2 separate regions of the Homo sapiens genome follow, and region 2 is linked to region 1. The links are chromatin loops, found by intact Hi-C in ENCODE. Cell type or tissue: heart left ventricle. All regions are shown on one strand. Links, peaks and the distances in the headings refer to the core of each region. The heading gives the core; the rest is flanking DNA. Region 1 overlaps ALKBH3 (alkB homolog 3, alpha-ketoglutarate dependent dioxygenase). Region 2 holds the start of LOC107984328 (a long non-coding RNA gene).

Region 1 (16,319 bases), core at 5,628-13,627:
CCAGGCTCGTCATGGAACCTCTGAAATCCTCGGAGCCTATCACTTTGGCGTAGTACATCACTTTACAGTTGTGCGAAGAGATCTGCAGGGACGCGAGCACATCATCCACCTGGGGCAGGCTGCTGATGGTGCACACGGGCATGCTGTGGAATTTCCACTGCAGGATGCAGAGGCCCGGCCACGTGGTCACATGCGAGCCCTGCACGCCTTCTCCTTTGCAGATCAGAGGCAATTCCACCATGCTGTAGTCACGGCCCCACTGCCAGACTTTGTCTATGAGCTGCACATTGTTCCCACCTGGAGAGGTGGGGCCCCTAGGGAGTCCTTTTTGGGTGGCTGTGGCGACCTCTTGGAGTGATAGATGTTAAAGACAATGTCCCCTTTGTACATGTCAAAATTCCAAGTGGTGACTGAAGAGGCATCCACAATCTGAATGAGAATCTTGTGTGGGGCTCCTTTGAAGATGCTTGCAGAGTGGTAGATGGTCTCAGTCCAGAGCTTGAGGTCTTCATTCTCCAGCTCCTCCATGGTCCAGTAGAGAGATTTGGGGACCAGTCCACCCTCTGGCACTTTGCACATGCACTCTCCACTCAGGAAATCTGAAATAATCTATCAATGTAATCCAGCAGGCCTCCAGGACCCTGGTAGTCATTTCCTGCATAAATGAGGAATTTCCTTCTGGTGTTGTCATCAATAAATGGACTAACCAGCGTCCAGAGCACAGGAAATACCCTGGGTGACCGCAGGATGAGAAGTCGGCCCAGTCTCTTAGGGTAACTGGCCTTCACCACCTCGATGATCCACCGCAGCACTTTGACATCAGGTCTCCATAAGTGGCGCATGTTCACCCCTTCCAAGTCCGCCAGGCAGGTCCATGAGCTGATAGGCCAAACAAAGACTTTTGTATTCTCTTCACATCGCCTTAGCTCTTCTTCATTTATGGAGAGAACGTATCTCAGCAGGGCTTCCTCCCCGAGTGCTCTCACCAAGCCGTTGGTGTCCATCTGCCCCAGCCTGAGCATACAGAGGGGCCACCCATCTTTGTCGTGATGATGCCAGCCTCCCGTGTAGTAATTCTGAAGGACCTGTGGAACGGCCCAGGTAGCAAGAATGTAGTCTACCTGGTGCTGCTTCCTCCACGCCAAAGATTGACAAATGATCTCTCTGGCTTTGTCAATATTAAAATCCCATGCACATAGGAACTGAAGAATATGCTCATCTTTTGGAATTTCACCCTTGTGGGTCTCCTGGAGCCACCCGTGAAGTCTAATGAGACAGCTCTCCTGCAGCGGAGTCAAATCGCCCAGGTATCTCTTGATGTAGTCAGCATCTAGTTTGTTATCAGGGATGCCCACCACGGGCTCAGGTGCACTGGGGCTGCTGAGGGCATCGCCACTCAGCCCCTCCTTGAGGACAGCATCTGGGATGACAACAGCCATGGACGCTGCTTGTTTCTTGCAGGATGACGAAGATGTCTCTGAAGAGGGCGTGATGGAAGGTGGAGTCCAATGGGGCACAAAGGTTATGCCTCCTTCTAAATGGCGAAGGTAGTATTCAATAATTTTCTTTCCTTTTTTTAATATTGCTGGTATATTGTTTCATTGCAATTTTTTCCATGGTACTTTCAAAACCAAAGAAAGATTTAATATCTAAACTTGCAGACTGTTCAAAACGGGTCCAATCTTCATTTTCAGGGTGAACGGTATAGCAATTGGAAAATGTTTCATTATGACCCTCAATGTGCAAAGTACGTTCCCGAGAATTCAGTGAGTTCTTCTGGACAAAATAAACGTAATCAACTCCTGCAATCTTCTTCAGCAGTCTTGGTGCATCTACATCCAGCTTGCAGCGCCTTTCAATGACATGAACAGCCCCATCTTCACTCTTGAATTCATTCACAGTGTCACTGCCCATGAATGTCGGAATCAAAGGACACGTAGGGAACCTCCTTTCATAGGCAGCCATAATTAATTTGAAGGGGTATTTGTATACCCTCACTGGTGACTGGTATTTTTGCACCATGATTGTAATACAACAGCAATCCTTTCACACCTGTCTTGCCAAGGATAATCATTAAGTATGGTATTTTAAGCTGAATATGGTGAGAGGATATTAAAACTTACAAAACTGAATATTCTCAAGGAGCCCAAAGTCTAGTTCTTGTCAGAATGGCTGGGCCTGGGATGTGGGGTGGCGACGGGCGCTCATACCAGCAGCTCTGCGGAGCAGTCGCGGTTCCACTAACAGGTGCTGACTTCTTAAAGGTTAGTTGCAATATGGAATCTGAAACCATGTCAAACTTTTCATATTATTTTATATATAAAGCCACTGTCAGCCAGGGCAATAAACTGAGACCCCTCTCTATAAAAAATAAGCCAGGCACAGTGGCACGTTTGTTGTCCCAGCTACTTAGGAGGCTGAGGCAGGAGGATCGCTTGAGCCCAGGAGTTCAAGGCTGCAGTGATCTAGGATTGAGCCACTGTGCTCACTCTAGCCTGGGCAACAGAGCAAGACCCTGTGTCTCTAAAAAAAAAATGCTTTAAATAAAAAAAAATAATAAAGCCATTGGTCCAGCCTACACTTTGAATAAATCTTTAACCTTGTATGGTTTTGTAACATCAACCACTGGTCATCTGGAAAATATTAGTTCACTAAGTTACACAGATCTTCTAAATGCTGACACATTTCATTATAAAATAACAAAAAAAATTCTCATCCAACAATATTACCACTGATCTCAGCAGAAAAGCCTAAATAATGGGAAGAAGTCAGGCTCAAAGTGACTGTGATGGTTAATACTGAATGTCAACTTGATTGGATTGAAGGATACAAAGTATTGATCCTGGGTGTGTCTGTGAGGGTGTTGCAAAAAGAGATTAACATTTGAGTCAGTGGGCTAGGGAAGGCAGACCCACCCTTAATCTGGTGAGCACAATCTAATCAGCTGCCAGTGAATATAAAGCAGGCAGAAAAATGTGAAAAGGAGAGACTTGTCTAGCCTCCCAGCCTACGTCGTTCTCCCGTGCTGGGTGCTTCCTGCCCTCAAACATCGGACTCCAAGTTCTTCAGTTTTGGGACTCAGACTGGCTCTCCTTGCTCCTCGGCTTGCAGACAGCCTATTGTGGGATCTTGTGATTGTGTAATTAATACTTAATAAACTCCCCTTTATATATATACGTGTGTGTGTGTGTGTGTGTGTGTGTGTGTGTATCTATCCTATTAGTTCTGTCCCTCTAGAGAACCCTAATAGTGGCAGATACCAGTTTTCTAAAATTCTAATTTTTGCTTGAAAACCTAACTTTTATCATTAGTAAAAAAAATCTTGTCCATTGTTTTCCTTGAAGTGACATTCACGTCACTCATTTATGAGGAAATGTCTGCCAAATACTCAAGTTTGAATAACCACAGTCGGTCTGCCCGTTGTATTTTAAGCAAAAACAATCCACAACAAAAGTAGCTAGTTCAGCTTACAGCTCAAACAATCACACTTTAGTTTGTAGCTGGAGTACTTTAGGTACACTTTTAATTTCATTAAGAAGACTATTGGGAAGACACATACTCAAAGACCAAGATTTAATAAAATGAATAATGTTTACTACTTCATCAATAGACATTCTTAAATGAAACTGGCATTTTTTAAAGTTTACACTGGAAGCGCATGATGATGACGAACACAATGACTACTAGCAGAGTTTGGTGACAATGGCTTGATTCATGCTAAGGTGCTGGCAGCTTTATCCACCATTACCATCAGTGCAAACCCAACACAGTGAAAATACCATACAGACTTAGTATTATTATGAAAATAGTTTTACTTGTAGATTCCCAAAAAAGGTTTCATGAACCCTCTCCAGGGATCTACAGATTATACTCTAAGAACTGTTACTTTAGGGAACTCCTTGAATGTCTATTGCATTAGTCTGTTCTCATGCTGCTAATAAAGACATACCCAAGACTGGGTAATTTACCAACAAAAAGAGGTTCAATGGACTGACAGTTCCACATAGCTGCGGAGGCCTCACAATCAAGGCAGAAGACAAAGGAGGAGCAAAGTCACATCTTACATGGCAGCAGGCAAGAGCGCATGTGCAGGGAACTCCCATTTATAAAACCATCAGATCTCATGAGACTTATTCACTACCATGAGAACAGTAAGGGGGAAAATGCCCCCATGATTCAATTATCTCCACCTGGCCCTGCCCTTGATACACGGGGATTATTACAATTCAAGGTGAGACTTGCGTGGGGACACAGCCAAACCATATCATGTTATATGTTTCGCAGTGAAGAAACAGACGTTCAGCAAAGGAAGGAATATTATTGTTACTATTATTAAGTATATCCCATGGTTGTCAGGTAAAACTGCCAGGGAAGCTTACATAATCACTCAGCTTTACTCTGATGTGAAAACCATGGTTAAAGATGGAATTCCTTGTTGTGGATACTACATTATAATATTATATTCTAAGCAGAGGATTTTAAAAAATAAACAGCAAAAACAACAAATAGTTGGCTAATGGGACACCTGGGGAGACTCAAGAAGCCTCCAGAAGTTGGAAGTTTCTTTATCTCTTGTTCTCCTTTTTTATTGTGGTAGAAAAACACATAACATGAGATCCACACTCATAAAACAAAAATATTAAATAAACCTTTGTTCAAGAGAATAAATTCCAAAGTGAAATTCCAATAATAATGTCAGCAGGCTGTATTTCCTATTTACTTTACAGCTTTAAATTTATCTTCATAGCGATAAAGATCAGATGCTAGAATTACACGCTTAACAAGAAAAACAAGAATGTAAAGGAGGAAGATGGGCTTTTTTCTCCAATGTTACTGGGAATCTAATTAGCACTTCCCTGACTTGCTCAGGGACTGAATACTGAGATAGCATAAAGTTTGTGTTATGTTTCTAAGTAGGTATTTTTTTTCTGGGTTATTTTTGGTACTGAAACAGTGAGAAAAGGAAGAAAAAAGGGGATAATGAACTAGAGGATTAATTTAGACTCTCCAACCAATACTCTATATTCAGATGCCTCAGAACTGAATGTCTAAATTAAAATTCAGCATTATCTCACTGTTCAGTGAAGACATTTTATCCTTAAAAGACATTTTAGGAAAAGAATACAAAAAATATGAATCACAGAAGTGAAAGGACCTATTCAGTGGATTTCAAACAGTGTTGTATAGAGTTCTAGGTACCTCAGAGGTACCTCTGGGTCTACAGGAGAAGAAAGGAGAGGTCAAGTTGGTGGGACTCCCAGCCAGTCAAGGCTCTGATCTGTTTTATACACTGGGCTCATGTGAGATTTAGTTTGAACAAAAACTAAAACAAGTTTAAAAACCCATGACTGAAATTGCTTATTTTGTACGGGATATTAAGCTTCAGGTAATGACAATTTTTAAACTAAACAAGTACTCCCAACATATATATACATACATTAGTGAATCCACCTTTAAAAAATTCTGAGAGGTCGGGGTGTGGCCGATAATCACAACTATTAAAGGAAGCTGAGGCAGGAGGAGCACTTGAGCCCAGGTGTTCAACACCAGCCTGGGCAACATAACAAGACCCTATATCTAAATTTAAAATGAACATAAATAAAAATCTGAGAAAGGGTAGCTCTTTTTTGTTCAAGACAGTATATAAATGAACTAAATATATCACCAATAAAGGCAAAGTTATGAGCCAGCCAAATCTGAATTAAAGAATTCTAATTTGACCACATTATGTTGTCCAGGCTGGTTATGAACTCCTGGCCTCAAGCAATCCTTCCACCTTGACCTCCCAAAGTGTTGGGATTATAGACATGAGCCACCACACCTGGACTATTTTATTGTTACAGAAAAAAAGATTCTCTAGGTATATTTGTCTAAAATAACAAGATTGGAACCAAAACATGGGGTAGAATTATCAAGAATTTTAATATTCTTCCTGTTTATGTGCAGTTTCTAAATTTTCAATAAGCACATACTACCAACATTTAAAAAAAAGGATTGTCATAAATTATTTTGAAGAGTTGTCAAAATGTTCCCAAAATGTCGGACAATAAGAGGCTACTTTACTCAGCAGATCCTGTGTTTATTCCCACTGGTTCTTAACCAGGGGCAATTTTGCCCCCCCAGATGTTTAACAATGTCTTGAGTTGGTTTTGGTTGTCACAGCTGGGTGAGGGGTGCCACTGACATCTAACAGGTGGAGGTCATGCATACTGGTAAACATCCTACAATGCAAGGGATAGACCCACAAGAAAGAATTATCCAGCCCAAAATGGCAATACTACTGAGGTTGAGAAATCTTGTTTTAAAAGATTAACTAGAATGAATGAGAAAGAACTTCCCCACAGCCCATTTAATCCTCAAATTCTCTGCTATGACTACTGACAAGAAGATAAATTAACTCTGACAGAAACAAGGAAAGCAGGCTATGTTGGACTGGCCTAATTCTATTATCTCCACGTTTCAAAATCAACCTCAGATATAAAGGGTCTCGGCACTTCCCTGGCTCACATTCTAAATGCAGCCCTTGAAACCAAAGCATGCAGCTATCTCCTTACGTGAAAAGGCCATGTTCCCTCAGTCAATGTTTTCTCCCTGAAATTTTAGTAAAGTGGTAGCTTGCAATTACAAATTTCTAGAAGCTCTGAAATGTGTCACATTTCTGTGTATCCCAATGCCATAAGCAAAACTCCATTTTCTTCAAAGTCTCTTTCAATAAAACATAACATTATTTGCCAAAGGCAAGATTCCAGGAACTAAACAGGGAGCTATTTCTTGGACCTTAACTCTATCCCCTGGATGAGCTTAATTTATATACTAGAATATCTTCATCTACTTTCATGGAAATTTTTTAAAAGCAAAAGCAGCAGCAGAAACAAGCCAAAGCAAAATCAGACGGAAGTCTGAGAACTGCAGCCATAGAATAAATACAAAGTTAACAAGAAAAACATCAGATTTTTTTTCACAAATAGCAAAAGAGCCTGAGAAACAGAAAAAGGCATATTGACCTCACTCGTCAGTCATAAGGACTCAGCCCCACAGCAAATGCATACCAGGGTGTACACAGAAGGAATACAGCTAGAAAAGCTTGGGAAAGAGGGATATTAGGAGAAGAAATAGTTCATTTTCCTGAAATGCTAGACTCTGGTTCAGTTTACTCTAGTTCTAGTTTTTTCTCATCCTCTAGCACATGAAGGATGACAAGCACAAAGACTCAATGTTTCAACCCAGAGAGGTTTTTTGAACTAGGAACCAGCATGAATCTCTGCAAGGTAATTTGTTGTTATTTTATAGCACTCAACACATAGTATATAGTCTATAAAACCATACCAATGACAATATGTTGACATACGTGAGGATTTGGTTCCATAGTGATTCTTGAATAAGTGTAAGGAAGTTCTCCATACCATGCTGTAAGTCTTGGTTGCTGATAAGTTATATCTAAGAAAGAAAATACAGGCCTTTGAAATGGTTTAATGCTATTTAAGGTGTTACTACTGAGTGCCAACTTTGTGCCTTGCAATGTGCTATGAGAAATACAAAAGAAAAGTAAGAATGGGCTGTGACCCAAAGTTCCACCTTCACAGAAGATATGGGACTTTGCAAGTAGAATGGACAAGAGAAACCACTATGTTGGCAGACACCACATGGGCAAAGGCTCTGAGATGAGAATGTGGGTGACTTGCTTGTATTAGTGATGACATAAACAAGAGAGGGCAAAGAGTCACACTGGGGAACAGTGGGGCTCAGACTAGGGACGGTCTCAAAAAGCAGAATATGGAGACTGAACCCCTGTCTGCAGAAATTTGTGGCACCAACATCCATGTGAGAAACAAGACAAACTGCTCATTCATGTGTGCAATGTTGTGTAAACCTTTTTGATTCAAGGGAGGAAAAAGTGCCCTGACCAACTGTGGCATGCAGCTGATTTTCATCAGAAGGCTTTGATGTTCCAATTTAGAGAAGCAGTTATCCATAGATCTACTCTTTTTCCCATAACTGGTATCAGCCACAACAATAAGAACAATAATAATAATAATAATAGCAGCAGCTAATACTCACTGAAGGCTTACTATGTACCAGGCAATCTCATGCGTTATCTCATTGTATTAACACAACCACCTTATAAGAAAGACATTGTTATTAATTTAATTTTACTGATAAGAAAACCAGGGATCAGAGAGTTACTTAACTGTAATTTGCTTAAAATTAACAACTACTTTGAATGAAAGAGCCAACAATCAAAGCCATGTCTGTCACCAAAAGCCCTGCTGCAGAAACTGTGGGAGTTGAGAGAAGGCTGTCCTGAAGGCTGAGAGAAAGCTGACTCCTATTCTGATGCATGAGTAACAAAAATGAAGCCAGTACAGTTGGTCTTTCATATCTGTGGGTTCCACATCCACCATGGATCAAAAATACTCAAACCATGGATCAAAAATACTCAAAAAATATATAAAAATTACAAATAACAATACCACAATAAAAAACAGTATAACAACTATTTACATAGCACTTACATCGTATTAGGTATTATAAGTGATCTAGAGATGATTTAAAGGATACTAGAGGATGTGCATAGGTTATATGCACATACTATGATAGTTATTTTATTTTTTTTTGAGACGGAGTCTCACTCTATTACCAGGCTGGAGTGCAGTGGCGCGATCTCGGCTCACTGCAACCTCTGCCTCCCGGATTCAAGCAATTCTCCTGCCTCAGCCTCCCGAGTAGCTGGGACTACAGGTGCGCACCACCATGCCTGGCTAATTTTTGTATTGTTAGTAGAGATGGGGTTTCATCATGTTAGCCAGGATGGTCTCGATCTCCTGACCTCATGATCCACCTGCCTCGGCCTCCCAAAGTGCTGGGATTACAGGCGTAAGCCACCACGCCCAGCCACTATGATAGTTTTTATGAAAGGATTTGAGCATACATGAATTTCAGTATCCACAGGGAACAATCCCCTGTGGATACTGAGGGACAACTATATATACTTTGCCTCTTTACAGAAAATTTAAATTCACTCAATGTGCCAGAAAAAAATTCGATGCTAGAGTACAGACGCCCCCAAGTGACCGCCTGTGGTATAACAGGCACTGTTGGCTTGTGGATGCCCGCAGAGATTCAGGTTCCAACTCAGGTAACAAACTGCCGTGTCACTTTTACAAGCTCAGGAGAGTACAGATGCTGAAGCTAGAGGAGACTGGACTCTTCTGGCAAAAGTTAAAGAAGAATACAAAGTCAGCAAGGAGTGTGAAAGAATGTATGCAAAATAGGATAAGAAAAAAAGAAAGCTCTGTAATTTTCTATGAAGAAAGGAAAAAGTTGGCACCATTTGAAGCAAGTCAGTGAACAAACACAAAAGGAGATAAGTATGTCAGCCATAGTTCAGCCAACCAAATTTCCTTTGGTTCCTTGAACTCTCACCTCTATCCTCCTGCCATGTTCTCTCTGATCTCTGGGCCTTCCACCTGCTGTTTCTCCTGCCTGGAATACTCTTCCCTGTCCTTTTTGGCTAATTCTACTTTCTTAGGATCTCAGGTTTTGAATTTCTGTTTAAGACTAGCTTTGGTGAGCAGAAGTGATGGTACTAGGAAACATTCCAGAGAGGGAGAACACGCAGCACCAACTGTGACCTCTGGGATCTACTTACCCTCTCTGATGCCAGTCCTCTGTTTCCAGGGAACATCTTGACAAAGCTGTTCCAATATCCAGTCAGCTTCTTTCACGTCAACAAAGCCAGGATACAAACAGACCCTGGGTGCAGAATGAACATTGTTAACCAAAAAACATGGAAAAGATAAGTTAGACTCTAAATGTTAGTGGAAACAGTTAATCTGGATGCAGCCTCTAATGGGTACATGAAATCATCTTACCACAGCTCCCACAGCAAGCAGAGCCTAACATCACCCAGGTCATGAGGCTCCAGATATAAAATAAACTCCTTTCATGTTGGGACAAATAAAAGAGGCAATGAAGGATAAAGGGATGATAGGTGAGGGCTTTTATAGATCATAATTCAAACAGTATTTCAGTACTGCTTAGCTGTGAAACCCTGGGCAAGTTACTGAACCTCTCTGAACTTTGGTTTTCTCATCTGTAACCTGAGATGACATCAACCTCATAGATTCACTGTGAAGAGTAAATAGAATAATAAGTCCAGGCACAGTGGCTCAAGCCTGTAATCCCAGCACTTTGGGAGGCTCAAGCGGGTGGATCACCTGAGGTCAGGAGTTCGAGACCAGCCTGACCAACATGGTGAAACCCCGTCTACCAAAAATACAAAATCAGCTGGGCGTGGTGGCGCATGCCTGTAGTTCCAACTACTTGGGAGGCTAAGGCAGGAGAATCGCTTGAACCCGGGGGTGGAGGTTGCAGTGAGCTGAGATGACACCATTGCACTCTAGCCTGGGCTACAACAGCAAAACTCCATCTCGAAAAAAGAAAAAAAAAAGAATAACTAATAAAATGCCTGGCCCTGTTTTATTTAAACAATTGGTAGTCTTCTGAGACTATGCTAATTCTAGGAAAAGCTACAGCTCATTATGACTGTATCAAAATAAACACAGCTAATGAGGGTTCTTTCTCCCACTGAATATGTGTTTATTTCAACAATGCCAACGCAGCTCAAAATAATTTTGGATATCTTTCTTAAGATACCTTCTGAAAGCCCACGGAAGATTCTCTTAAACTGCCTTGGTAGCAAATCTTCACTCTTTGAAGGTGCATCTGATTTTGTGAAAGAGCCAAAGCTTACCTGAAGCCGTATCTAGTTAACAATGAGATATGACCAAAACAATAAAACTGGTTTTCTTGAGTGACTTGCTTTAAAATAACAGTTCCAAAAAAGGTTATAACCATGGCAGAGCCATTGTTCCAGCAGAAGCTCCTCTGAAGAAATTCATCTAGATGTGTAAGTTCTATTTGTTTTAAATGTCTCATTATTTTATAGTGACAATTAGTATACTCATGCATTAAGGCGATGTTAATGTTTCAATGTTTTTAAATGTTTTTAAAACAATGACTAATGCCTAATATACCCTAAATAGTATATGCTTTAACTACTGAAATCTATCCTAGGCCACGTATGGTGGCTTACGCCTGTAATCCCAGCACTTTGGGAGGCCAAGGCGGGCAGATCACTTGAGCCCAGGAGTTCAAGGCCAGCCTGGGCAACATGGCGAAACCCCATCACTAACAAACAAACAAACAAAAATACAAAATTAGCCAGGTGTGGTGGCGCACACCTGTAATCCCAGCTACTCGGAGGCTGAAGTGGGAGGGTGGCTTGAGCCCAGGAGGCAGAAGTTGCAATGAGCTGAGATCGTGCCACTGCACCCCAGCCTAGGTGACAGAGCCAGACCCTGTCTCAAAAACAGAAAGACTGCCAGGCGCAGTGGCTCATGCCTGTAATCCCAGCACTTTGGGAGGCCAAGGCAGGTGGATCACGAGGTCAAGAGATCGAGACCATGCTGAATAACACGGTGAAACCTCGTCTCTACTAAAAATACAAAAAAAAAAAAAAATTAGCTGGGCATGGTGGCACGTGCCTGTAGTCCCAGCTACTCGGGAGGCTGAGGCAGAAGAATGGCGTGAACCCTGGAGGCGGAGCTTGCAGTGAGTGGAGATCACGCCACTGCACTCCAGCTTGAGTGACAGAGTGAGACTCTGTCTCAAAACACAAAACAAAAAAAAACAAAAAAAGAAATTTACCCTAGTGTAGCAATTTGTAACATTATACACAATAATCTACAATATGTAATATACATGAAGTATAATAATATAATGTAGCACTCACAGCACAGAAGTCCAGGCTAGGCGCAATTCTAATGTCAAGTTATTATGTGGCACTAAGAAAAAATATTCAGGCCAGACGTGGTGGCTCACACCTGTAATCCCAGCACTTTGAGAGGCTAAGGTGGGGCAGGTGGATCACCTGAGGTCAGGAGTTCGAGACCAGCCTGACCAACATGATGAAACCCCATCTCTATTAAAAATACGAAAAAAGTAGCCAGGCTTGGTGGCACATGCCTGTAATCCCAGCTACTTGGGAGGCTGAGGCAGGAGAATCTCTTGAACCCAGGAGGTAGAGGTTACAGTGAGCCAAGATAGCACCATTGCACTCCAGCCTGGGCAACAAAAGCAAAACTCTGTCTCAAAAAGAAAAAAATATTCAATCTTCCTAGGTCTCATTTCCTCATCTAAAAAACTTGGGAAATAGCAGCTACTATATCTGACAGAAAGGTTAGGAACTATACCTGAAAATATTTTGATGCTAGAAATACTAATAAAAAGGAGATATTATCAAATTTTTGCTCCCCAAGAATTTAAGGGGCAGAAGTTACCTATTTGAAATAAGGGAGTAGACTTTTTTAAACTTTAAGTTTGGGGTACATATGCAGGTTTGTTATATAGGTACGCTTTTGTCATAGGGGTTTGTTATACAGATTATTTCATCACCCAGGTGTTAAGTCTAGTGCCCATTAGTTATTTTTCCTGTTCCTCTCCCTCCTCCCACCCTCCACCCACCGACAAGCCCCAGTGTCTATTGTTCCCTTCTGTGTGTCCCTGTGTTCTCATCATTCGGCTCCCACTTACAAGTGAGAACATGCAGTATTTGGTTTTCTGTTCCCACGTTAGTTTGCTGATGATAAAGATCTCTAGTTCCATCCATGTTCCCGCAAAGGACATGCTTTCATTCCTTTTAATGGCTGCATAGTATTCCATAATGTATATGTACTACATTTTCTTTCTCTAGGGGAGTAAACTATTTTAAGAGACTATAACTCAGTGATAATTACGGTCACTTCTTGTGAGGATTTGCTTACCTAGATACACCTGTGGGTGACAGGCTGATTTCATACACACCCTCTCTGCTAAAGAAACAAAGGAAACAGACTTGTTAGTTTGAGGCAAAACAATATGCTATACCCAGTGGAAGAGTTATCCTTCTGAACTGCCAAAGTCCTGGCTCACCAAAGTCATTTAGTTATGAGAGAGGCATAATCCCCACCTTCTTCTACCACTGAGAAGATCATGGTATATCATTAATGGCACTGGAATGGAACTGTGACAGTATCAGGCCATGGAGACAAAAACTGGGATAAAATCAATTCTGATTCTACTCCTTTATATTTTACCCATAATTGAGGCAGATATGGTCCAGGAATCTATTGCACAAAGAGGTTTCAAATAGAGCACTCCTCTGGAGAATGTGGAATAGGGGATACATTTAACAGGCAGCAAGCACATCTCAGGGCTCTGGGCTTCTGTTGCTTTCAGAGATACACATCTGATGAGGTTCCTCTTCTGATTAAAATCCTTCAATGGCACCCCAAAACTGCATTCAAGGTCCTCATAATGTAGCTCTATCTTCTGACAGCTCCCATAAACTCATCATCCTCCAGCAGCAATCAACTGCTTGGAATCTCCTGAATACACCACTACGTTTCTAACTCCATGCTTTTCCATGCTGAAATGCCACCCCATCACCCGGCATCCCCAATCCAATCCACCTCCAGCTTTGGTCCAGTGGAAAACTCTCATTCACCTTTCAAAAATCCTAGCTTCAGCATCACCGCCTTTAAACTTTTCCTGACCTTTAATCCAGGCAAATAATATTAACCTCTCATCCTCTGTGTTACCACTAGACCTTACAGTCTATTTTTTCATGATGTACAAGATTACAATTTATCTGATTAAATGTCTATTTTATTTTATAGACTGTGGGGTCCTGAGGTGCAAGGAATAGGTAGATTATTGCTTCCCAGTGTCTGCACATAGCAGATGGGCAATAAAGGTTTACTAAATTTAATCAAATGTGGAAATGTATAAAGCTGTTGCAGAACTGCCAGGTGGTGAGGCCCATAATGAGAAAAGTGACACAGACTGGATAGGTATATCTATCAAGACAATTGTGTCAGATCCTTCTCAGAGAGAGACACGTTATAGAGAACACGAAGGGGCAGTTTTCACATCACCTTCTGTCATGGGAGTTAGTGGTTCATGATCTCTGAGCTAGGCTTTTAAGTAGATGTATGAGTGCCTTTCAGCCAAAATGTAGGCATAGCAGGCATAGCTGTCACACATATTTACTACATGCATCGTCTATAATGTTTCCCTGAGTATACAGAGAACAAAATGTTTCAATATGGTGTATTTTTGGCCCACATTCAGAAATGGCTCACTTTAAATATGGAAGACATTTCCGGCTATTTTTTTAAAACCTAGCATAGTTAACTTTAGATAATGAGAATTAACAGATTCTAGGACCAAGTAGGAATGAGTTCTGTCATTTTTCTCCGACAATTGCCTGTTTCTGGGGGGCCGAATGTCACATCTGTAGCTTACAACATGTTTCATGGTTTTGTTTATTCTCCTTCACCAATGAAGGCACTAACACACTTGTTTTTTTAAAACAACCAAAGGCCTGGCATGGTAGCTCATCCCTGTAATATCAGCACTTTGGGAGGCTGAGGTGGGAGGATCATTTCAGCCCAGGAATTCGAAACCAGCCCAGGCAACATAGGGAGATCCCATCTCTACAAAAAATTTTTTAAAAAAGGAGCAAGGCATGGTGGTGTGTGCCTGTGGTCCCAGCTACTCGGGAGGCTGAGGTGGGAGGATCACTTGAGCCCAGAAGATGGAGGCTACAGTGAGTTTTGATTATGCCACTGCACTCCAGCCTGAGTGACAGAGTGACAGCCTGTTCCAAAAAAATAAAAAATAATAAACAACCAAAGACTATTAGCCTGCGACTTTTTCTAAGATATACAAGCCAATCTGCAAGCAGTCAAACAGCATAACAAACAGATTGATCATGGGCAAGAACATATATCTGATGCTAATTTGCTAAGATAAAAGAATAGTTTCTACTGACAATTTATCTACATCAGATGAAAACTGACAAGCATAAAAAGAGGAGTCAAAGCATCTCTCACCAACTTTGGACAAGAACATTTTAGACACAGATCAATATAAGAAGAATGTTTACTATCATTTAAATTGTTCTGGAATAATTACATGGTTTTAATAAATGGACTGTAAGCTCATCTACAGCACTAGCAGCTTTCATAGCATTGCTAGTAAAAAAAAAAAAAAAAAAAAGAGGCAATTAATGGCTTCTCAAAGAACCATGCTTCAATGACTCAGGAAAAATCCCTCTCTGTCTTTGCCTGAGAGGTTTAGCTTACTGTCTACAGATATCGGTGAAATAGGGCCAGGAAATCTACACAAGTCAAAGTTTAACATATGGATATCTTGTTGCATTTTCAATACTATCAGCAAATTCAGAAAGTCTTCTCAAAAGATCAAGTTTAAAGACATTTGAGATGGGAATATCCCAGACTACAGTTAAGACACTTATTGGGCCATTCTCTTCCAGATAGAAAAAACAGTGAGGAAAGATTCCAGGCTCTTCATTTCACTGTGGGCAACAATTACAGGAAGACAGCAAATTACTTACTCAATCACTCGTGGCTCAGGAGCTCTACGTACTACCTGCAAGGAAATAGGCGGATCTTACTTCTGGGATGTTCTTAATCCTCAAGGATACTGACTTACCATATCTTCCCATTTCTGGTCAAAATAAAGTTAAAAACTATCTCTTTTCTATTCCAACTTCTCACTAACCCACTAGAGACCCTTGTCTCCACTCTTCTTAAAACTACTTCACATTTGCTAGTAGACAGTAAAAGAAGATACAATTATTAATAGAATAAATTTTCCTAGCAGCCAGCAGCTCTGGAAAAATCTTGACAAGATTTTTTAAAATAGAAAATATGCTATAAAATAAGGAGTTTTAATAATTATTTATAGGGTTGTTACTATGGCAAGAAACCCAACTTTTTAACTTTTCCACATTATTAAAAAGTAAATCTTCACTGTTTCCTACATTTTTCCTCATGGGAAAAAAGGGCTAAAAATCAGGCATTTTATTGTAAAAACTGAAATTTTAATCCAATTCCAAAGATGGTGAAGTGCAATAGCACTGAAGACAGCACAGTTTTAGGACTGCTGGAGCTCAAATAACCAATGCAAGCAAGCTCTCATTATGGTGTAACCTCCTTGCCAAAAATACGGGAATAACATGTGACCATAAACTGGGAGCAGACTACGAAGAATCCCCAGACATAGAAAGGAACTGAAATATTTCTCATTTCATTATTATTATAGTTCTTCTGCTCTGCTATTAGTGAATTTATTCAGTCATTATTTATTTGAGTGTCTACTGTGTGAATATCACTTTTCTAAGCAAATTTTTATCACTATTGAAGAAAAAACCATGAATTTACCTGCTGAGGTTCTTTGAACACAAACTCTCT
Region 2 (16,319 bases), core at 5,460-13,459, 55 kb after region 1:
TAAAATTATAGGAAAGAAGTTAAGAAGTTGAGGGAAAGATGGGGAGAGAAATGCAAAAGAAAAATATTAAGAAGTAATCTGAAACAATCTAGAATTTGAACAATATACCCTCTTCCTTCCCCAAAAGAGCAATCTGATGTACATTCACACGGAGGTAGACCTAAAAAGATAGCATTCTTTGCAAGGCTTAGAAAAAAATGGAAACATGGCCACATAGCATTAGTCTAGAAGCCATTCAGATAAAGAGGCTGAAAATTCAAGGCCAGGAGCATATGGGAGCAATAGAAGAAGCTCAAAAAGCCATCAAAACAGATGCCTGTGTACCACAAAGCTTGACCATGCACAACCAGAGTTTTCTGTGATGCCATGGAAAAGGTGGGTCTCCCGTTTACCACAAACAACAAGTGCCGCCAGCAACACAGAGACAAATAAGATAAAAAGCCCTGTTCTCGAGAATACATGGAAGTGGGGAGACAGGGAAGGGCCAGACAGTAGCAGGCAGAGGTATACAAGGAGCTCCAACGAGAGCCCAAAGAAAGGCCTAACCAAATGTGCCAAGGAGCTGAGAGAAGGCTTTCCAGGGCAGGGGAACTGTGGCCCAAGCCTTGAGAGAGGGACAGCAGCCATAGGGTTCAGGTGCAAATAGGGCTGGGAGGAGATACAGTGAGAAGAACTGGAGAGGAGTTGGGGAAAGGATGCCAACAGAGGAGCCAGTCATGGGCACTTCAGAGGGCAGAGCATGTACTAGACACTGGGATGTCCACTCTGGCCTGAACGTCGGGGAGGACAATGGAGTGGCAAGAAAGGAGATGGCCTTGTGGAGTTCGAATTTAATCCTAAACCTTATGGGCAGCCACTGGAGGACTAGGAAGGAAAGCAACATTATCTGATTTGTATTTTAATAAGATCACCCAGGAAACATGTGTGGGCTGGAGTACGAGGCAGAATCAGCTGATAAATACTCCTAGTCCAAAAAATTTGTGGGCATAAACACCGCCAAAGAAAAACCAATCATTTTTAACTCTGAGCTTCATTTAGACTACATTTTTTTTGCCCCTTTGATCAGAATTAATAAGAGGTTCTCTTTCTATTCTACTTCAACATTCTGATGTATTCACACAGAATGACGACTGTGCTTTCCCTCACAAACATTTGAGTCTTTATTTTTTCATCAAATTCATTCAAAGTTTAAACCTTGAATGAATTCATATGACAAAACACAATGACAGATGAAATGACAGTTTATACTTCATTATTAGGGAAAAACAAAAGTTTATCAAAATAAAATATTTCAGAAGACAAATGCTAATGTGTTTTTACAGTAGCTTCTAGTCACACCAGATTACTAGGTGGAAAATCTGGAGAAAAGATCTTTGAGGGAAACAAGTTGTGAGAATGAGAGAGGAGACAGTCTTGCTTATTAACGGAATTTTAGAAATTGATTGTCTGTTCACAAGGCCTAATGCTACCTTCTGTCACTGAGACACTTACAGCTTCTGGTCACTCTGCTTATAGTCAATCACCAATGGACCTTTTTAGGATTCCTGCCTAGTCGCAATAGGTGTTTACAAACTATTCAGTTAATAGTGTAATTACAATTAGATTCATCAGAAAGAAAATGGTATACCATTGCCTGGCATGTGATACCTTCCCATGAATACCTTCTCATGGAATGTAATAGCTTCTCAAGAACATTTTACTGGTGTCCTTGTTACTAAAATACAACATATTCTACATAGAACATTCGCATTACTAACATTAAAATGACTGGTGTCAAGGAAAGGGGAAAAAGAGAGTACAGTAATTTAGTATAAAATCCAGGATTCTAGAACACATGTCCTTCCGAATGAAACCTATACATATGGGAAGCTGCAAGTCAGAAATAACACCAAGTGGCTATGACATCTAAGCTTCCCTTGGATGAAAGCTCAGGTCGGGGTTTAGAGGAAGCAGGCTCTTAGATGATCCTGGAAGATGAGGAAACAGTCATCCCCCCTTCCTTTCATTACCATTCTATCTCACAGTAGGTGACTTAGCTCCCACCAGTATCTACTCAATAAAAAGGTTTAGAAGCTACATCTACATGACATTTACACCCATCTTGATGCTCTACAGGCATAAAGGAGGAAATGGAACTAACCAACCACCTTCTGGTTCCATCACTCCCTGAGCACAGATGGATCCAGTAAGTGTTCAATGTTGACTTACAGGCCTGGAGCAAGTAGCCTAGTGGTTAAGAACAAAGGCTTTAGTGCCAAACAGACCCAGATTTGAGTCCCAGTTCAACATGGGCAAGTGGCTTACCCTCTCTAAGCCCCAATTTCTGCAATTAAAAATAATAATAATCATCATCACACCATTGTATGAGATTGTTATGAGATGCAGTGAAATGATACATATTAAAGTGTTTAGCACTGTACCTGAAAAGTATCCACTCAAATATTCACTATTATTATTTTGATCGATCATTTGTGGCTTCAGGATACAAAAAGTGAAATACTTGCCTCACAGGAATGAAAGCCACAATGAACACCAGACGTGCACAGAGGTGGGGTAGCTGATAGGCAGGAGCAGCAAAGAGGTACAAATTGCAACTTCTCCCAAGACATTTTTTAAAAGTGCCTGAGCATGGAAATACTATTTCTTTCAATTGAAGAATGGTTAATTTGAAATTGCCAACCATCAAAACTCCTATATTTGCTTTCTCTCATATTTTGTGTTTTCACAGCATTATATCTGCTAGCTACATAATAAACTCAAAGGTATATAAAAGTTAACTCAAAATGGATCAAAGAGCTAGAACTAGAAAACTCTTACAGGAAAACAGGGGAAAAGCTTCATGACACTGGATTTGGCAAGCATTTCTTGGATTTGACACCAAAAGCACCAGCAACAAAATAAAAAATAGATAAACTGGACTACATCAAAATTAAAAACTTTTGTGAATAAAAAGATATTATGCAGACTAAAGACAGAATAAAATGGCAACTCACGAAGTGGGAGAAAATCTTTGCAAATCATGTATCTAAAATGGGACAACATCCAGAATATATAGATCATTCCTACAACCCAATGACAAGAAACCAAACAACACGATTTTATTAAACATATGCAAAGGACTGGAATAGACATTTCTTCAAAGGTGATAGGCAAATGACCAAATAAACTCATGAAAAAATGCTCAATATCACTAATCATCAGGGAAAAGCAAATCAAAACCACAATGAGATACCACTTCATACCCGTTATGATGGCTATTATAAAAAACAAACAAAATAGAAAATAACAAGTGTTGGTGAAGATGTGGAGAAACTGGAACTCTGCACACTGCCAGTGGAAGTGTAAACTGGTGTAGCTGACATGGAAAATAGCTAAGTTCTTCAAAAAATTTAAAACAGAATTACCATATGACCCAGCAATTCCACTTCTGTATACATATACAAAAGAATTGAAAACAGAGTTTGCAAGAGATATTTGTACACTCATGCTCATATTAGCATTATTTACAATACCCAACAGGTAGAAACAACCCAGATGCCCACTAACATGTAAATGGATAAGCAAAATGTGGTCTATATACAATGGCATTTTATTCAGCCTTGAAAAGGAAGAAAATTCCGACACATACTTCAACATGGATGAACTCTGAAGACATGCTAAGTGAAATAATCCAGTCACAAAAGATCAAATACTGTATGATTCCACCCATATGAGGTACTAAGAGTAGTCAAATTCATAGAGATAGATAGGTTGCCAGGGGCTGGAGGGAAGGGGAAATGGGGAGTTCATGTTTGATGGGTACAGAGTTTCAGTTTTGGAAGATGAAAAAAGTTCTGGAGATGGACGGTGACAATGGTTGCACGATATGTGAATGTACTTAATGCCATTGAACTGCATATTAAAAATGATGAAAATGGTAAATTTTATGTTTATTTTACCACAATTAAAAAAGAGAGAGATGCCGATAGTCTCGGTCTCTCAAAATAAAACCCTAAGAACTTAAAAAGTATGCTTCAGCTATTTATACTGCATTTAGTTCCACTTTAGGTATCCCTACTTGAAAATTCTAGGGGATAATTTTTTAAAAATCTAGACAAGTGCATTAAGGAAAAAGAAACCACGTTTTTAATGGTGTGCTAATGTCACATTCACTTACTTAGGAATATGATTTTTTTTGTTATTGCCAAGACAGCAACAGTTGCTCTGGAAACCACACAAAAACAGGGATACTTAAGTGAAACAAACTCCACTCACCTGCACAAAGACGCCCTTGCTCCTATACTCCTCATGGAGGCACTGAGAGAAGAAATCTACAAAAGTCTGGGAGGGGAGTGGGAGTGAGAAGAAAACACACACATTACATCAATCTGCCTGATTTGTAGCCATGGAAACAAAATAATAAACTAATCATTTAATGCTATAATTTCTCATCATTTTTTTCATTTCAAACGCAGAAGAGAACTTAGAAAAACACCTGAAAACCTCAAGCTGTTTTTATCTGCCACTAAATGAAGTATTATATTACCAAATATAATATCCAGATCAAATTTTGATTTAACTGGAAAAGGCTTTTCTTATCTTTTTCTCCCCTCAGAAAATTACTTTCCAAGAAAAAATATTTTTCTCTTATATAACAAAAGACTCATTTCATCTCTCCACTTGCCACTCAAATAGAAACACAAGATGAAGTCCATTCAACTCTGTTCTATGGGGATTTTGTTGTTGCTAAAAAGAACAGAACAAGCATCCTCTTGGTGCTTTGGGATGACAAGATCCAAGAAGTATAGAGGTGAATGTGACAGCCCATCTTCTTCTGATAATACAACCTTAAATCTATTTGTAAAATACAATGTGCCATTTTTCAAATGTGGACGCAACCTCAGACTAGAAATGCAAAGAATCAAGTGACTTTTCAAGGGTCCTAATTAGTCATAGTTTTGTAGCCATGGAGTAGAACAGATAAGTTGAAGTTCACGAATCCCTTCAAGAAACATGGCATTCATTTTAAATTTGCCTACAGTATGTTCCCAGATACAGAAAGTAGATTGTAGGGGCTGGGAGGTGGTACCAAGCTTTTCAAAAGACAGTGGTGACTGTTTTTTCACATGAAAAAGAAGTCGGAGTTTTGCTCTTTTCCTTCCCTGAAATGTTTCAAGTTCTTACTGTACATATTTTTGTTTATTTTTCCCTAAAAGCCTGCTTAATTTCAACATCTAAGTGATCATTTTCCCTTCAGAGATGTATTCAATGCCTCAACAATGTATCTGAAGATGACGCCATTGACCTGCAGGCAGTAGGAGACTCATTCTAAATTACTTTCCTATCAGTAATGTGAAGAGGTTAATGGTGATATTGTATGAAATTATGACATTGTCCAGAGAGTTCTGGAAAATTCTTGTCTCACCCCAAAAGTGACAAAGAATATCTATGAATCCTGGACAACATGGCAAAATACACTCTCGCCCAGTCTATCTTGTGCCTGCTATGTACATTTACACATTGACTAGATGCATTTCTTCTATGCTGTGTGAAGTGGACTCATTCATGTATCAAATCTCCAATCTTAGACTCATTAACATCATGTTCTAATTAACTAAGCTATCTGCCTAGGTCACCTGTCTATGGAAGGCACAAGTATCACTTTCAAAATCAGTAGAGTGCTGGGGGGAGAAAAACAGCATCTGTGAATCTGATATCCTGGTGTCCCATTTGTAAGTTTACATTAAGTTTATTGTAAGTATATAGTATGTCTCCAACTCTGGTTCTTTTGAAACTCAAGTAGGGTATTTTCCTTTTCTTCTCAGTCTACTGGAAAACTGCCAAGAACAGAACTTCAGGAAAGTTAAATCTACGTTAATTTCTCAGACTAAAAATTACCCCTTATTACTATATTGACATGATTTAAGAAAATATTTTTTACCTTGGTTGCAGAATAGATGGTCAAGAGTGGGACAGGGAGCATGCCACTGCCAGATGAAATGTTCAGAATAGCCCCTTTGGATCTAAAAAGGAAAATGTACCGTGTAAAAGGAGTGAAGCCACAGTATGCAGTTGTTTGTGAATTACAGATTGAGATATATAATTATTCGAAACAGAATAATGTAGCTGTTTTTCTACCACATATCTCTCCCTGCCTTTCATCAGTATGTGCTATGCTTGGTCAGTAAATGAGACATAATTCAATCAACTAAAAATAGCTCTTCTTCACGATTAGCTCATTTCCCAGTCTTAGTAACCCAGGGCATAACCAGATCAGATCTCCAGTCTCCTCGAGTTGATCTCTACCCTCTGAGGTCTTCTCTAGCCACAGTGCTGAGAATTTTTACTTACAGATCTTTTATATTCCCTGCATACACCTTTATTTTAACATATCGTCACATACTACTTTACTGTAGGATTTAATCATTCTATGTATATAAACATTCTCTCCTCCCCCCAACAAAACCATAAGCTTCTGGATATAATAGCCCACTTTCCCTCAAAATATTCCACACGGTACTGAGCACATAACCAACAGGTACTTAATAAAACTTTCTGGCAATGAGTGAATGGCTATGTCCTTTCCTTGGGTTGTAGATTCTACTTCTACTGTCTACTTCTACTTTCCCTGGGTTGTAGATACTTGGGCACCAACAAAGAGTTGACTCTAAAATTATGTGACTCTAGTTCATCAAACTGTGTCTTTTGCCAAAAGGCAAAGCTCAACTGTTACTGTAACTTTTAGAGACTACTGAAAGTTTAAAATCAAAGTTACCAGGAATTTCTAATTCTACAAAAAAGTGAAAATTAGCTTGAGAAAAGCAATGCTATAAAGATACCAGTTGTTAAAAAGTATGTATAGGTTAGGTAAAGTGTAGAATTATGGTTTAGGAGTGTCACAGCTACCATATCTTCCCCTCAAATCCATTCTTCTCAGAGGATTCCCCTTTTTCAGCCACTGCAACCTGATCCCACCCACCTCCTATCTCCCATACTAGGTTCCTTTCCTTAACCCACTTTCTCATTGTTCTTTGTCTGAATTTACTTCCCAACACCTATTTTTTTAGCTTAAAAAAGGGACTATAAAGACCCCCTTTATGCAAAATAATAAAGGATACATGATTAAATGGCATTTAAGTTATTTTAGGCATAAATCTGAAATGAAATAATCCCCAAAAGTCACCCGCTCCATCTGCCAGCCTCTAGGTGAGATGCCACTTCAACCATCAAAGGGAAGTGGGAGTCCTCAGCTTAGTCTGTGTCACTGGAAAGAAGTTGTTGTTGTTGTTTAACAGAAGTCCTTATTAGTATTATGTGCCTTCCTAAACTGTGAAACCCATTAAGATTTTGATGATAAAAATTACATTTCAAATTTAAAAATATTAGGAGGGTTTTGAATAAAGTTGGAAATAAGTAGTCAATGGGTTAATTATATCATTCTGGTATTTTTTGTCTGTGTCTTCCTCAGAAGCAGAAAAGTCTTTTCTTTTTAAATTTTAAGGTAAGAATTTGTATCAGGAGTTAGAACCCAACAATTCGAACATAAAAACTGGTAAATTAGCAATGAATATCTAGTCCTTTCATTTTATCTATATTTCTGAGAAATTCCTTTGATGAAAATAGAAAAACCACTTTTGTTACAGGAGATTTTTAATTTAGTATTAATTTGTAATATTTAAAATATCTTTATCTTTTTTGGGGTATTGATAATGTTCAAAAATTAGACTGTGGTGATAGTTGCACAGCTCTGTGAATACCCTAAAAACCATTAAAGTGTATACTTTAATGGGTAGATTGTTCAGTATGTGAAATTTATCTCAACAAATCTATGAAAAGAGAGAGAAAAATATTTATGACATATTGGAATGTATCACCTTTAAACTGGGAGCAGATCCCAATCAAGTGAAAACTAAGAGAGCTATTGTATCGTATGCAACACAATATGCTTTCTAAGAAGTAACCCTCAATCTTGACAAGTCAACCCTTCTCCTGCATCCTAAGCATCCTTGTAGGTATGGGTAGTGTTTTATTTTAACCTTTTCTCACATAACTGGGAACAGCTATGTCCAAACTCATTCACAGCAAGTGAAGACACAACTAGTTTGAAGTAGATGCAGAAAAATGAGGCTTTCCACTGAAGCTGCAGCCTATCACTGCTTGGCCTAACAGCTGGATTAAATGCTCCATTATACTCAAGTTAGCTGGGGTTGTTATATGTGCCCTTGAACAGAAACCTTACATTTTAAATTTCATTTCTCGCTAACAAAATGCAATTTAAAAATCTGTAAAAGGTAAAATTTAACATTATCAAGTGCACTTTAAAAATTAAATCTTGACCTGATCAAAACAGACCCTTAAAACTTCACTCACCAAAGCAATGATCTAAGTACAGGAAAAGTCATTTAAAGATAATAAAAGTTCCTTTCCCATATTAAAATACAATACAGATCAATTATCCAATGTCACATTCATGCAGTCATCCTCCCTTACTTGTTTGCTCCTTAAGGCAACTAAGATTTTGTTTCTCAAGTATTCTAATCCTATTGAAAACTTCTAGGAGGTGGAGTTGCTTTGAATTAGTGAAAAGTCAGAGTTTGAGGGTACTTCATACAAAATACAGTATTTGCATGCTAAAACACATGAAAACAAATCTAAGACTAATAAATGATAAAGCAAGAATGCACTCGACCTAAGTAAATAAAAGAGTAGCATTTAAAATTGTACCAAAGTGACAGTAGAGAAAATAGCCCTTCTACAAATCTCTGTCCTACCATTAAGCTCACATATTTGTCTAACAAAAACCTTCCTCCCACACCCACACACACAACAGTGTAAAACTCTCTCGCTCTTTCTTTCCAAAGGCAATAATATTCAACTTAGTTCTGTCTGAATCACAGCTAATATACTGGTGTAGCCTGCCTCAATCTTTGTACTGTATACAGTATCTGTTCTCTATGTAGAAACGGGGCTGAGCATTTGGGACTGCAAGGCACAAAAGACTCGCCCTTTAAATCAACCGTGTTGTCTAGCTCTAATCCTCCATCTAAGCAGAATTAGTGACGTCAAACCAGTTTCCATGGCACAGCCAGACTCATGACAACTCTGTTATATCAAGCAGAAGGACAAAATGGGCTGCGCTTAATTGCACACAGAAACAAACATGAAACTAAACCCTGGTTAATCTCTCATTTTCTGGGGACTCGGGAACAATTCTAAGATTGGAAGGTACATTAAGAATTTTTGCTGAAGTTCTATAATGAAGACTCATGTTGCTCATACTTCAGCGCATTTTCTAGTTTGTTATGACAAATATCCAAATAAACAAGTCAAGCAATGTTTTCTGTAATGCAACATTCTTAATTCATTATACTGCTTACTTGCTAACAGCCACACAATGCTGTCTCAGTGGTACAAATTACTGAGGATCTACTAGAACTAAAATGTTGCGAAAAAACCCAAAGCAGAAAACACCAATTGCTGACAGGAAAGTACCTTTTCATATAAACATATTCTCTTTAATTACTAGTCCTCCCACAAGCCAGACATTAAATTCGCCCAACTCTATAAAACTCAGTCCCTCACACTTACAGCTTCCTATAGATATGCTCTCTCATGGAATTCCCTCAGACCTGTGAAATTCCCAATAAGACTCCCTTAATTGTCACCTGGATTAAAAAAAAATTGCCAAGCCTTTATTTTATAAGTGCTTTAATATTCTATCAGACTGTTGTGGTATCCTTGTCCACACCTCTATAAAAATTCTACTGTCATAGAGGACGTAATAGGTCTCCTTTGAAGTAAGTCACTGTTTTCTACCTTCCTTAGAAACCTCATCACTGTCCCACAGTGCAGGTGGGAAGAGAGACCTGCTGCTATGAGGAACCGGAACTGCAGGGTTAATCCTAGTGGGGACTGCTAACTGCATACAGAATTTGATTGTAGCCAAGGAAGAATGTACAAAAAAAAAAAAATTCCATCCCAATTCTTCACATTTCCACTTCATATCAAGGAGTACAAAAGCAGGCTCTTGAGGGGGAGGGTTGTCATTATATATATATATTAAAGCTTAAATATAATACTGAAATTGGCACAGACAGTTCTGTAACAGATGCTCACGAAGACTGAGAAACCTATAAAAATAGAGATCTATGTCAAAAAGAATCTTAGAACATAGGGGTCAGGTGTATAATTAGAACCAGCAATCCAAATACTTACATTGTACAAATATTGCTTTGTGGAAGAAAGTTTGCAAACATTCAGCACATGAAAGAGAATTACTTGCCCTAAAACACCATAACATGTCATAATTCCACCTTAAGCAATACAGTTATGAAAGGGGCTATTTTTAGCTTTCCCATGGTTGTTATGGCAACCACCTCCTGGCTCCAGCTGTACACAATGTTTATAATTCCAGGGAAGTGAAAAGAGCAACTTTCCTCTATAATGTAATTATGTACTTTCTACATCTATGGTAACAATACCTTAGTTTGATTATAGGTATTTGTTTAGCGATAGTCAGTTGGCCCTAGGCTATAGTTCTAGAGGGTTTGGAAAATCTCCCACATCAGAGGTGGAAGCAGTGGAAGGAAAACAACAACAAAGGATCATGATAAAGGACTCTGCTGTTACTCAATGGAGATACTAATGCTATGGAAACCAGCCATAGGAAATAAGCCATTTGGGGATGGTGTAAAGAGCAGGCTATAATGAAACCACTTATAATATGTAAGGTAAGAATGCTTTCAATATGATCTGCTAACTTGGAATTTTTCTCTCCTCTTTGGGCATACAGCTAATATTTCTGGCCTTCTGTGCAGTAGTTGTAGCCTGTGACTGAGTTCTGCACAATGAAATGTGGGCAGAAGTGAAACTTCCCTTAAAACCATCTTTACTCTCTTGTCTTTCATCTGTCAGCTGGATGCAGAGAACTCCAAGACCCTAGAAAATGATGACGCCCCTAGATGGAAGGAGCCTCAGATCCTGAATGACGGGTAGAGAGGGGAGGGAAAAGTAAACCTTTATGTGTTAAGCCACTGAGATTTGGGAGTGGCATGTTTCAGCAGGTAGCTTACCTTGACTGACACATCTAGTAACTAAGTTCTTTAATTCAAGTAGACATAGACGTTCCTTTTCCTAACCAAAAGTATTGATTCATAACATCCACATATATTTCTCACTAGCTCTTAAGACGTATCAAAATGGTAATGTGGTGTCAGGTTCAGTCATAGCTTCTGAAAACTTCCCACCATTTCTCAACCTCAGTTTAAAATCAACTTGATCTTTCCTTTTTTTTTTTTTTTTTTTTTTGAGACAGGGTCTCGCTCTGTTGCCCAGGCTGGAGTGCAGTGGCACTATCTTGGCTCACTGCGACCAATGCCTCCCAGGGTTCAAGTGATTCTTGTGCCTAAGCCACCTGAGTAGCTGGGATTATAGCTGTGTGCCACCACGCCCAGCTAATGTTTTTGTACTTTTAGTAGAGATGAGGTCTTGCCATGTTGACCAGGCTGGTCTTGAATTCCTGGCCTCAAGTGATTCACCCACCTCAGCCTCCCAAAGTGCTGGGATTATAGGCGTGAACCACTGCGCCCAGCTTCAACTTGATTTCTTAAAAGGCAAGGATCCAACTCATCCTTGAGACGCTTGACTAAATGAATGCCTATTGAATGGATGGACTCTCCTTTTTTGCATTGCCTTTATGTAATGCTCCAGCTGTGATCATGGCTGTCAGGTCTACAGAGATAGCAGTGAAGTTCCCAGCTTCTTGGTTTTGTATTATTTACTAACTGTATAGCTTCATAGCACTCCATCTCTTTGGGCCTCTATTTTTTCATCTGTCAAAGGAGGGAAGTTACTGTCAATTAATTTAATGCACTGGATTTCTGTGACTCTTTGACTCTAAGACTTTATGCTGTAAAATGATTTTGCAACCATTATCTCTTTTGATATGGTTTTCATCAACATAATTAAAAATTCCTTTTACAATACCTCTGTGGTTTATAAGTGTTTCTTTTTTAATGGATAGATTTACTATTCTGAACCAATACCATGTTACCTGCAGATGTCAAAACTAGGATTAAGGTGATGGCCCAAATTTAATCCCTCCTGGGTTCTACTTTGCCCCAACTCTACCATCTTCTAGGGTTCTGGTCTGGTCTAACCACTGCCATTTATATATCTGACCATCAGGGGTCCACTCCCACTGGCACCTAACAATAGGCAGTTTGAAGATTTTAAAGGGAAGTGTTACTAAAATAAAACAATTAAAATACACAAAATAGTGTATATAAAATGGGATTACAAGGAGCTTTGCTGAGAAACTGTTTCTTAACTAGTCCCTGTAGATGCTCAACAAATGGATTCCTAACCTCAGTTTCCTCATCTGTACAATGGTGGGAGGCTATCAAAGTTAAATGAGTTAACACTTACTAAGTTCCTGGCACTTACTATATACTCAATAAACATAAGCTGTAATCCCTGCCTGGAGTAGGTCATAGAGGTTTCCTAACAGAAGTAGGGTCCTTGGGTCTTCCCTTTTCAAAGCTGTGATTCCTCTGGGTCTCTTCCAAACTCATAGTTATTTTGCAGAAAAAAAGATGACTACGATGCCCTAAATTCAGCAAATGATCGAGCTAGCTCAGGATGCAAGCCCAAATCTTTTTAGCAGCTTTTCTTTGAAGGCCTAGACATCATTCAGATTTTTCCAAGGAAGAAACAGCTTAATTACAATTCTACACTTCATGCTATTTCAGATAACAGAAATCTACAACATATTTCTCAATCAAAATGAAGACATTCGGCATGTACTAGCAGAACCAATTCAAACTGGAACAAAGATGGGGCGAGTGGACATTGCCTTTTCCTCCAAGGGTTGGTTTGACATCTTATAATCACTTTATATAACAGCCATTCTCCCAGTAAAAAGTGAAAAACCAGAGGAAGAGGTCTTGCTTCATCCAACTCCACTGATTTTGGCTTTGAGAGAATACAGCTTTAAGAAGGTATTCCCGGGAATATCCCAGGAACTCTATCCGCCCCCTCAGAATAGTAGGCAATTGAGTTAGTGATGGTGACTCAGGCAGGCTTTTTCATCCTGATCTAAAGGAACCACTACAACCCTAGAGAGAGAAATAAAAAGGGAATCGAGTGGAAAAGGCCTCCACCACCGATGACTCATGCTCTACTGTGACTCGCCTGGTACATCACTCTGTGGCTAAGACATGGAGGCTTGGTTCATTAGTCACTTCAGTGATTTTTTCAAAGCAAGGATTCTCCCTCTAAATAATCATGAGCTCTGCTTCCACAGTGTTTGTATGTGAGCTTGTGACTCACCTTTCCACCATGCCAGGCAGTACCAATTGTGTCATCTGCAAGAGAGAAAGCAAAACATTCATGATGGCCAAGGATGCAGGCAACAGAAAAAGAGTGAAGAAAACTCACCCACACTAAAAAGAAGGGAATCATGAAACCATTCACCACTTCTACAGACAGCAGGTTATTTTCTGTACACTGTAGAATGTGACTGTGTCAAGAGGGCATAAAAAGGAACCAGCTGAAATTACTGGAGAGAACACAGGGAATACTTTAATGAACCTGGCTAAAATTAGTCTTGCCTGAAATGTAATACTGGCACAGAGTTCTTCAAACAATGAAGGATTTACAGTGAAAATCTACATTTCCCAAAATGCATTCTCAGAAAAGAATATATGTTATCAGAAGAAATATCCTGCCTACCAAGATGACTTAAGCTTTCTAACCTCAAGAGCTCACATAAACTTTTCCAGCCAAAAAAAGTCTTTAAAAGAATACGATAAAGTGGTAGGTTGGCAAAGAGTAAGTGTAACTTCACATTCATTTCTCTTGTTGGTCTAGTTAGCTGTAAGTAAAACTCATCCTTAAAGAGAGTTAAGATGTGATCTCTAGTAACCAACATGAAAAGGTGACATCTGCATTTTTTAAGGACTCCATAATTGTTGACTAAATACATATAATGAGAGGGGCTATTTTTAAACTCTGTTTTGATATATTATTAACCAAGAAAAGTTCAGAAGTCCAATGGTTTAGTCAAAATCACCTCACAGTTAAATACCGAGGCTGTAACGTGAATTTCTGACTCCTGGATATCATCAATTCTCTAAGAAACAGATGCTGTTTTGTAATAATAAGGTTTCAATGCATGCTAAGCATAGAAATTTTGTTGTTTCTATCTTGAATAATACTTCATATTAATTAAAGTAGACAGCATTCTGATGAGAAGGGAATTTTGTTTTCCTAGAAATATTCTGAAGAAATAAAATGCCAGCCAGATTTAACAAGGTAAATTCTGCTATGTGAACATCCAATCCAGATGTATTATGAACAGCTTTGTATGGTAGTACAGATGTACATCAGGCATATTAACAGTGGTGGGTATTTTATTGTAAAGGATAGATTATACAAAACCCTAACAGTATTTGAAAACTTTTTTTTTTTTATTTAGCACATTTCATCAGGGACCATAATGCTTAGCTAAAGTATTATAAAGAGTTCCCCCAGCATTTTGTGAAGGGAAGCTATAATTCAGTTCTCCAAAGTTCTGAGATCACCAGAAACAGAATAAGGAAGGAGACTGGTAATAAAAATGTCTTTACCCAGGTGTATGTGTGTCTGTGTGTGTGCGTGCGCATTTGTATTAAGGAAATGAGATCTGTTAACTATAAAGCAGCTAAGTGGAGTCCAGAAGGGGTAGCCACTGCCTGTTTGGCTCTCTTAAACAGTCCCTCTTCTATTTCCAGTTGGAATATTGGGGGCAGGGAGATGGGGGAATATCAGGAGCTATTTTTTCCCTTATACCATATGCATGTCATGTATATATTAAATGTCTGCTTTCTGAATGGCAAAAATTATCTAGAAAATCATGAGACAAAACAAAACCCCATAACATAAAACCATACTTACAAAATTATATCATGGCATGCTAAACATTAAATGTTTCCTTCATCAAGAGGCCTTTTATGTAGGGACATGTTCAAAATATATTCTTTATATATATGAATTAAAACTCAAGAAGTTTTAATAACTTGACATAAACACTGATTTCAATGCCTGGCTATTAAAGGCCAGAAATATTTGCTGAATGCTCAACGACTAGAGGATTCATCAGCAAAGACACAAGTTCTCCCCTGCAAAAGTTAATTTCTTTCTCATAGCTCATGAGCTCCTCCTTTTACATTCTGACTCTAAATTCTCTGTCCTTGTCATAAAATGTAACATCTTTTTTTAATCTGTCAAATAATAACAATGAAAAGCCTGAGAAAACTTAACCTGAAATCTGCATGCTTTTATCAAATTGATTAATGCCTTCATCTATAATGAAATTATCTTTCCTTCTAATCAGATTATAAGTCACAATAAATTGAATTTCAAGCCTTCTTTATATGAGTATGTATATACAAATCGTTAATATTCTACGCATTAGTTAAGAGGCTTCGTTATATTCAGATCAAATTAAATTTTCTTTAACACCAAATTTTTATAGGATTTTTAGCTAAGTTATTAGTAGAGTTATCTGTAAGCATCAGCTGGTATCTTGATATTTGGTTATTTATATGAATATACCAGGCATTTCTGTGAATTGTCACTATCTATCTGAACTCCATTTCACAGCTCACAGGCTGTTTCTGGAGTTAACTCAATGCTAATATTAGGCCATCTGCAGGTGATAATTGCTGCACCAGAAAAATTTTTGTTCCTCTTAACACACTTCTAAAAAAAGGTTACCATAACTTGCAAGTTCAGTGGTTAAGAATATTAGACAAGTAGTAGTAAACATGATTTCCAGACCCATTTTCTTCCCCATTGGGACTGTTTCCAAAAGTGTATAGCGAACAATTTTAATTCTTTCCTAAGAAGTAGACAAAAGTGGCCGGGCGCGGTGGCTCACGCCTGTAATCCCAGCACTTTGGGAGGCCGAGGCGGCGGATCACGAGGTCAGGAGATCGAGACCATCCCGGCTAAAACGGTGAAACCTCGTCTCTACTAAAAATACAAAAAATTAGCCGGGCGTAGTGGCGGGCGCCTGTAGTCCCAGCTACTTGGGAGGCTGAGGCAGGAGAATGGCGTGAACCCGGGAGGCAGAGCTTGCAGTGAGCCGAGATCCCGCCACTGCACTCCAGCCTGGGCGACAGAGCGAGACTCCGTCTCAAAAAAAAAAAAAAAAAAAGAAGTAGACAAAAGTTTCTACAATTGTGCTTCTACAACAGTGAGAGTGTGAAATCCTTGTCCTTGCAGGGAAAGTGTTTCCTCTTTATATACATATATATTTTCAGTGACAGTATCATTAATCCTCACCACAAGAAAATCCT

Evidence for each region. Hi-C counts contacts between places; a loop is a spot of excess contacts. Peaks named below come from ENCODE experiments on the same cell type or tissue, not always from the same donor. Only the 100,000 strongest peaks of a DNase experiment are listed, where the experiment ranks them.
Region 2: a loop joins it to region 1, with 4 times the contacts of the local background. A loop is called at or near these places in 5 of 110 quality-filtered maps.

Annotation. Positions count from the first base shown.
Region 1 is chr11:43,883,159-43,899,477 of GRCh38, reverse strand. ALKBH3 (alkB homolog 3, alpha-ketoglutarate dependent dioxygenase) reads right to left here. Exons shown (of 10, transcript NM_139178.4): 3 at 16,290-16,319; 4 at 15,461-15,495; 5 at 12,825-12,872; 6 at 9,650-9,753; 7 at 7,349-7,437. It also overlaps the pseudogene SEC14L1P1. Among named protein-coding and RNA genes, the nearest start is that of ALKBH3, 10 kb to the right of the region's middle. In heart left ventricle, for the core only: a CTCF peak has its summit at 9,072; a DNase peak (open chromatin) is centred at 9,077.
Region 2 is chr11:43,828,000-43,844,318 of GRCh38, reverse strand. It overlaps HSD17B12 (hydroxysteroid 17-beta dehydrogenase 12), which reads right to left. Exons shown (of 11, transcript NM_016142.3): 7 at 13,309-13,343; 8 at 5,921-6,002; 9 at 4,255-4,320. LOC107984328 (a long non-coding RNA gene) reads left to right here and starts at 10,371. Exons shown (of 2, transcript XR_001748197.3): 1 at 10,371-10,709; 2 at 12,729-15,386. RefSeq lists an enhancer at 12,659-13,858. In heart left ventricle, for the core only: no CTCF peak of the experiment used is centred there; no DNase peak of the experiment used is centred there.